Regions from separate parts of the Homo sapiens genome. Here region 2 is linked to region 1. The links are chromatin contacts, found by Hi-C or POLR2A ChIA-PET in ENCODE. All regions are on one chromosome and are shown on one strand. Each heading gives the region's core, a stretch centred on a gene start or an enhancer-like site at or near the end of the contact. The rest is flanking DNA. Distances are from core to core; before and after follow the strand shown. Region 1 holds the start of ANKRD36B (ankyrin repeat domain 36B). Region 2 holds the start of COX5B (cytochrome c oxidase subunit 5B).

Region 1 (4,012 bases), core at 809-3,308:
ATTTCATTCTTTTTTTAACTTAAATACCTTCTCCTCCCAGGAACACTAAATATTTTTTCCCATGTGCATAGGTTGCTTGAATATCTGAAAAATAAATGCTTTGCTCTATTTTAAATGAGAGTTCTTGTTTATTTGAAGAATTCTCTGTAAAATGAAAATCACTTTTTTATCTAATATGTATACACACATATTGTCTTTTGTTAATTTTTTCTTATAAACTGGATTTTTTTTATTTTGCTAAATCGACCTTCAGAATGTGTGCTTGTGATATTTGTAGGAATATAAACATGCATCAATATAAGTAGGCATTTGTGTTTTTTTCTGTTATCTTTCTTATTTTGTGCATTTAAAATTTTTAATCTACATTCCATAACGAACTTATTTCTGTGACATGAAAATCTAGCCAGATTTCTCCAAATAGTTAGCAGGCACTTCATTTATGAGTAATTCATCTTTTCCTACTAATATGAAATGTCACCATTATCCAATTCTATTAGATTGGTGCAAAGGCAATTGCGGTTTTCGCCATTACTTGTAATTGCGGCAAAAACCGCAATTGCTTTTGCACCAACCTAATATATTCTTACACATATTGGTGTGTTCCTGGATTTTCTAACCTGTTCCATTCACTGATTTGTTGTTTCAGCTGTTAGTAAATAACTTGTGGAAATTAACAGCACATTTTCATATCTAGAAAGGCAAGTCTTTTTTGACTCCATTTCAAAAGTTTTCTTAATGTCGTCACAATAGTAAAAGACAGCATGAGTAATTCAAAAATGTTAACACTTTGATAACTTTATTTGGATTATGTAAAATTTATAAACACAGAAAGAGCTCAGAACTTTAGAAAAATGTGTCTTTCTATTCAAGAACACAGACCATCTTCCCACTTCAAAGTTTCCCTCTAAGGTCCCTCAGTGAAAACCAAATTGACATAGGTGTCCATTGATATCAAATAAATATTGGATTTTTATCCAAAGAATTTTTAGCCAGGAAGTTGATATATTATGGAAATGATTTCTCTCATTATGCACCTTTCCATAATGTATGTAACATTATGCTTTAAAATGTGCACGTTAAAAATAAAACGCTGTACATGCTGAATTTTATTAGTGAAATCACTTTAAAATGATTTATAAAGAAGCAGCATGGTGAGTGATTGGAAACCAGCTGAAGTTTTGTTTTTGTTTTGCTGCTTGTGAAAATGACCTGGGTGCTCGCCCCCGCCAAGGTTTCCACATCCCAGGTGCGGCTGAGCCTGCCAGGAAAGAAAGTCCAGCCCCTTTGGTGACAGGACTCGCCCCCCTCACCTCTGCACCCCTTTCCCCCACCCCATTCACCCCCACACCTCACCCCCACCTCCAGTCCTCTATCCCATTGAACCCTCACCCCATCTCCCCACCCCACACCATCCACGCCCCTACCCCCCAAGCCTTCATTCCATCCACCTCAGCCCATTCACGCCCCCACCCCATGCACCCCCTACTCCCCACTCCCATCCCCCAACTCACTCCACACCCCGCCACCCCATATACCGCCACTCCCCAGGCCCCGCTCCACTCACTCCCACCCCAGCCAGGCACCCCCTAGCCCCCGTCCATACCCCGAGCCCCGGACCATCCGCCCCGCAGCCCTCAGCCTGCAAAGGGGTACTTCTCCACATCCACAGGCCTCCTCCCGCAGCCCCGGCTCCCGGCCCCCATTACCTTTCCTTCCTGTCTCTCTTATTGGCGTCATAATACGTGAGCAGAAGGTACTTCAGTTTCTCCAGATTACCACGTAAGACAGCTCTGTGGATCCTCTTCAGATGATACGGTTTAATGTAGTAATGGGGAAATGCGAAGCCATCCGAGCACAAGCGCTCCATGAGGGTGGGCCACCTCTCCCGCTCGTCGTCTTCCTTAATCGTCGGCTGCAAATTGTAGCCTGCAGCCGTATTTCAGCTCGCCTTCGGGGATCGCCGCCTCCGAAGAGCAACAACAGGCAAAGCAGTCTGTGCACGGACCTCCGCGCAGACTCTCAGCGCCTCCCGCCTCTCCGCAGAAACGCCCAACAGAAGGGTTAGAACCAGCGAGCACGCGCACCTTAGCCGGCCCTGCCCAACAGGCCCGAGGCAGAGAAACCGCCCTAGCAGCTCTCGCGCGCCCGGTGCAGGCGGCGGTTGCTGCGGAGGTGCCGCGGGAGGGCGGGGCTCCCTGGAGCGCGAGGCGCGCCCTGCCCCAGGGCCTGTTTAACTGTCGCCCGCGCGCTCTTCTCTTCCACAGGCTCCCGACGCTCGGAGCCCCCCGCGCTGGGCCCTCTGCAGCCCAGGGATGGGGTTGAGTGGTGCTTCTCCGCCTAGTGCCACCGCTGGGCCCACAGCCCGACATCGCCACTGCGTCGCCCCCGGGGTCCGCGCTGATGGGTGCGAGGCGGGAGGACGGTATCCGGGGTTGCCACAGCTGCAGCCAGCGCACCACTTGCAGGCGGCACTGCAGCTCGGGCTCCGGCGGGGGCTGGCGGGGCTCCCGTGGGATGGCCTCCTGAGCCCTGAGTGCGCCGCCATCCGGCCGGAGGGTGCGCGCCTCCTGCACCCCCGGCCGAAGCCCATGCCCGGCGCTCCTGCCGCAGACTGCCTGACTTGCCGCGGCCAGGCTGGCCCCGGGGTCCGCGCGGCTGGAGGCGCAGGCCTGGTCGGGGATTCCCAATCCTCGGGGACCCCTGCTCCATGTGCTGGTGGCGGCTGCAGCTGCAGCGCCCGTGGGCTGACGTGGCTTCCCGGAGCTGCGGCCGGCCGCGCCCAAAGGCCCCATAGGCTGCGCTGCCCTTGCCAGCTGCTCCTGACCCACGCCCAGAGCGCAGGACCTGGCGCTTGGCACTCCGCAGCCACCGGGATGAGGCTGAGCGCCGGTTTTCGGCCTCGTGGCGCCGCTGGGGCCACAGCCTGACTTCACCACCCCGTCGCCCAAGTCCTGTGATGGGCAGGTGTGAGGAGGGGCAATCGGGGTTCCCAAGGCTGCTGCTGCCTGCATGCCACTCCGTGAGGAAGTTGAAATACGTGATCTCTAAGAGTCCTCCCAGTTCTTCACCTAAGACAAATATAAATCAAGTAACATTCGCTATTGTGATTAGAAAAGCTGCATTTACAGACGTTAGCCACTAGATGGGGACGTGCGATTGTTACAGGGCTGAAGGCCTATTTATTTTTTATTTGGCCGCTAGAGGGCACGCCTGCACTGCACTTAAAGTTGACTACTTTTAAGGAAAGACAAAAGAATTCTTGGATTTCTCCATTTTCCTCATCACCTGTGCTTATCAGAGAATTCCAGGGGCAAGCTACCCTTTCCAATTCATCACTAATTTATAAACAAAATTCTAAGGAGTAAGGAATGCTTCTTACTTCCTATAACATATGTAAGAATGAACGCTCAAAATAAAAGTAATTTATTTAAAACTTGTGTTGAGTAATTATAACTGCAAAATTTTTGCCCATGTTTTTCATATGCTGTTCATTTGCAAATTATTAGAAATCTACATATTCTGTTCATCTCAGCATTATTTATAACAGGGAAAAATTAGACACTAGCCAAAAATCTAAAAACAGGGAACAGTAAGGAAAAAGCAAATGGTTCTTTAATCATCATCACTAAAAGTGGTTGTGACTTAAAATAATGACATAAAAGATGCTTCTCCGCTGTTGAGTAAAACATCAGGATAAATTTAAAATTCTATTTCAAGCTTAACTATATTCATTTAAAAAGAGAAAAGAAATTTTAGAGAGTTTATCTTGTTGGATTATCAGATGTTATTTTTCTCTTTTTAATGCCATATACTTTTCAAATTTTCAGTGGGCTGCTATTACTTTTGTATTTAAAAAAGAAAAATATAAGGAAAAAGAAACCTGTCACACACTTTCTAGTGGATTTTACTGATCAGTCATCTCTGTATTTCTGGCATCACAAACTGAGCCAGAAACTCAGTGCCTCCCATTTCTTTTTTTTTTTTTTTTTTAGACGGAGTCTTGCTCTGTCGC
Region 2 (4,012 bases), core at 649-3,148, 56 kb after region 1:
CTCACACAATCTAAATAATCCCAGAGTGAGGCTGAGGTTTTCCTGAGTTGGATGAGGGCCTGCGAAAATTTCCTATTATTAGGCAAGCCTACTATGAGAGTGAGAAGCCTAAACTCAATTTCCATTTTATAGCCTGGAGTAAACCACTTCTGGTCAGGCAGCAGGGAATCATAACATATCAGAGCTGAATACCTCACTGGTTTGCTGAGGGGCAAGTTAGTAGGTGTTCCTCAGAAAGGATTTTGTGGTCAATTAAGACAGGGAAACTCTGGCTTAAACTGCAGGTAAATTAAATAAGAGGTCTTTACTGCAAGCCTAATCAGAGCCTTTATTATGCTAGTGTCCATCTCCAAAAGGGTGGTCATCAAATGCAGGCCCTCCCTGTCTTGACCAAGTCCTTTTTCTTGAGATCATGTCTTGAGACTTGGATGCCATGCAATACACTTTGGGAAATACTAACCTAGTTGAACGACAGTTTTACTGATGTAGAAATGGCGGCCCAAAGGATAAAAAGTAGCTGAACTAGCTGGTGGGGCTACTTTCCAGACCAATGCTTTTTTCTCCTGCCTAAGACCTTAACCACAGTTGCAAATTAACTACAGATCCTCAGAATTTTCGCCCAATTCAACTTGGAGGGGTTGCAGTGGAGGTGAGGGAGAAGGGAGTAACAGTGAAGCCATTCAAAGCAAAAACCACCTTTAAAGAAATTTTGGCCTTAGAATACAGGGTTTTTTTTTTTTTTTTTTTAATTGGTGGAGGGGGCACCCAGGAAGACCAGACGTGCTCCTGTGAAGCAACGCTCCACCACGTCCTTTTGAAAATACCGTAGCCTGCATGAGACAGGCGGGAGCACCTAAGCCTTCAACTCTCCCCATGTTGCCTCCAATTGACCTCACTGGGCCAGGAAAAGCCCTATAAACTGGTTTTGTATACTCTATCCAAGTAGTAAATTTACTAAAATTACTGGATCCTACTATATACCAGACCTCTGCAAGGCATTGAAGATTCAATGATGAGCATTAATTCCCACTCTAAGGGGATTTTTCTATCTGGTAGGGAAACTCAGATACCGCATGCAGCTAGCCTGTCACAGGGCTATACTGACTAAAGCTCACCCTAAGAAATTTGCACATCTTAGCCTATGGGCAACGGGAAGCCATGGACGGAATATGTTTTCCGTTTCAAACAAGGAACTCCAGTCACAGCAGGCTCTAACTCCATTTCCTATTATCAACTCCCCTTCCTGCTCCTCCTCCCTTAGTAGCCTCGAAAAAGAGTGGCCACTTCCTTCACATCACCAGGGCCTTGGTCCTGGTAGGGGGTCCCGCCCCCGGCCCTGTCCTCCTCCCCAGGCCGGGACCTCCGCGCCTCCCACACACAGTACAACTCTAACACGAAACTGGGCCAGGACTGCAGGTAGGTCCCGTCCAATGCGACACGCTCGCGACGGCCCACGCACTGCCAGAACCAGCCCTGCCACTAACCAGCCTAGTAAGGAACGCAGTGATCTTTAGGAGCCCACTTCTAAATTCAAATCATTTGGGGTTCAGTAAGTCTCTTCACAGACGGGGACCTAATAGCTTCCATTAGCAGCCTCCACGTTTGCTGAACACGACTACGGGGCCAGACCCACAGGAACTCCAATGTGGTTCAGCCGCTCAACTCCAGGGACCAAAAAGACTTTCCCACCTCCCAGCGTTATTAAAGGCAACCCCGCCCCCAAGCCTCAGCCACTACGCGGTGCAGAAAGAGGCAGAGCTGGGCATGCGCAATTTCCGCCCCCGCCACAGTCTTGGGAGTGGGCGGGCTCGAGGGCTGGGAGGAAGCCGAAAGCTGACCGAGAGGAGAAAGAAGCCCGCCCCCGGAAGTCCCTCCTGTCTCTGCAGCTTGTTCCCGGAAGTTTTGCTGCTAGTCGCGGACGCAATGGCTTCAAGGTTACTTCGCGGAGCTGGAACGCTGGCCGCGCAGGCCCTGAGGGCTCGCGGCCCCAGTGGCGCGGCCGCGATGCGCTCCATGGCATCTGGAGGTACTCGGGTCTCCGGGCGTGCCAGGGACCAGAGTGTTGCCCTCCCAGGGTGGTCCCAGGGCGGCAAAGCGGCGCGGCTCGTGCAGCTTCTCGAGGTCCCAGTGGCCGCTTTACGGTCCCCAGTGCCTCAGGCTCTGCAGGCATCTCCCTGTAATTCTGGACCGCTGCTCCTGCCGCTCCCCGAACTCACTCCGCTGCGAAAGTATCCTAAACGGAGGTGCCGGGTGACCTTGGGAGGGACCGGGGCTGCCACCGGGATGGGGAGGGGTCCGGCCTCCCTTCAAACCTGCGCCCACCTCAAGCAGAGTGGGTTCTACATGCTTTTAGACAAATGTCGACAAATTTGCCTCGGTGGTTGGAGAAAGAAAAGCTCATAGGCCGGGCGCGGTGGCTCACAACTGTAATCCCAGCACTTTGGGAGGCCGAGGCGGACAGATCCCCTGAGGTCAGGAGCTCAAGACCAGCCTGGCCAACATGGTAAAACCCCGTTTCTACTAAAAATACAAAAATTAGCCGGGCGTGGTGGCGCGCGCCTGTAGTCCCAGCTACTCGGGAGGCTGAGGCAGGAGAATCGCTTAAACCCGGGAGGCGGAGGTTCCCGTGAGCCAACATCGCGCCATTGCACTCCAGCCTGGGCAACAAGAGCAAAACTCCGTCTCAAAAAAGAAAAAAAAAGCTCCCCCGAGTGCTGCCGCTTGTGTGGATGGGTACTTGGTGGTTCTTAGGGGACCATGGATATGAGTAGCCTTTAGGAGCTTGTGAGCCCGCTAAAACTTATACAGAAGTTTCGGGGCACCATTTTCCTTGATCATTTCTGTTTGTAGTTTTTCTATCAGTCATTTCAGTCAGCGTCATAATTCACGTTATCTTCCTTTAGGTGGTGTTCCCACTGATGAAGAGCAGGCGACTGGGTTGGAGAGGGAGATCATGCTGGCTGCAAAGAAGGGACTGGTAAGGAGAAACTCCCTTCTGTGTCTTCTGTGTAACTTATGGCCTTGGATGTGTTCATAGTGGTCTCCTCTCTGGGAGTATTTGATACAGGAAACTTGGCTTGTAGGAACAGTCCCCTGAGCTTCTGGAAGGTAGGGCTTATTTGGCCTAATGGTTCAATTCTTGTTTTTTTTGTTTTGTTTTGTTTTTTGTTTTTTCTTCAGGACCCATACAATGTACTGGCCCCAAAGGGAGCTTCAGGCACCAGGGAAGACCCTAATTTAGTCCCCTCCATCTCCAACAAGAGAATAGTAGGCTGCATCTGTAAGTACCTCACCTCTATTTTTTATCCACTTGCTTAATATATCCTACAATAGTGTGTAAGCTGCCTCAAATCTTCAGTGTGTGAGTGCATGTTGGTAAGTTTGTCTAAGGGTCTTGACACTCTCAAGCCTCATTATGCCTGATAGTTCATCCTTACTGGAAAGAAGCGCAGCACAGCGGTAAGACTGGCTCACTGGGAGTGCGGCATGAAGGAGTACCCACCCAGCAAATATTTATTGTTATACTGCTTCTATGCCAGGCATCATTTTAGACACTAGGGATACATACCAGAACGGACCCTGCTTTGCGTTCTACATAGGCAAGGGAATTGTTAGAATTTACAGTGACCTTGATACAAGGTCAGTTTACTCATAGGTGAACTCAGAGCCTCAATTTCTTCATCTGAAGAATGGGAGGAGGGCTTGAACTGATCTCTTAAGATATCAACCATAGTCTTACTTGTGTATCAGAGATGTCTGAGGAAAAGAAATTCATGTTGAAAGTCTCCCTTTCTAGGTTGGATGACCATAAACCACCTTTTTTCCCTTTTAGGTGAAGAGGACAATACCAGCGTCGTCTGGTTTTGGCTGCACAAAGGCGAGGCCCAGCGATGCCCCCGCTGTGGAGCCCATTACAAGCTGGTGCCCCAGCAGCTGGCACACTGAGCACCTGCACTAAATTACTCAAAATGTGCTGTAAAGTTTCTTCTTTCCAGTAAAGACTAGCCATTGC

What was found. Hi-C counts contacts between places; a loop is a spot of excess contacts on that map. ChIA-PET counts read pairs that join two places held with the same protein, here RNA polymerase II (POLR2A). Pooled maps may share reads with other maps.
Region 2: a loop to region 1 is called in a map of heart right ventricle, with 8 times the contacts of the local background. The contact joins the promoter of COX5B here to the promoter of ANKRD36B in region 1. A Hi-C loop is called at or near these places in 22 of 168 maps with a recorded cell type or tissue (CD14-positive monocyte, CD4-positive, alpha-beta T cell, CD8-positive, alpha-beta T cell and 18 more), 29 of 37 single-sample maps with no recorded cell type and 34 of 50 pooled maps. POLR2A ChIA-PET finds 5 or more read pairs at or near these places in 29 of 52 experiments (A549, AG04449, AG04450 and 22 more).

What each region holds. Positions count from the first base shown.
Region 1 is chr2:97,587,819-97,591,830 of GRCh38, forward strand. It overlaps ANKRD36B (ankyrin repeat domain 36B), which reads right to left and starts at 2,059. Exons shown (of 44, transcript NM_001393939.1): 1 at 1,707-2,059. The coding sequence starts at 1,867. RefSeq lists an enhancer at 2,211-2,711 and a silencer at 2,504-2,693.
Region 2 is chr2:97,644,164-97,648,175 of GRCh38, forward strand. It overlaps COX5B (cytochrome c oxidase subunit 5B), which reads left to right and starts at 1,899. Exons shown (of 4, transcript NM_001862.3): 1 at 1,899-2,026; 2 at 2,904-2,977; 3 at 3,181-3,280; 4 at 3,833-4,012. The coding sequence starts at 1,924. The coding sequence ends at 3,945. RefSeq lists enhancers at 857-1,791, 1,594-1,643, 1,824-2,003.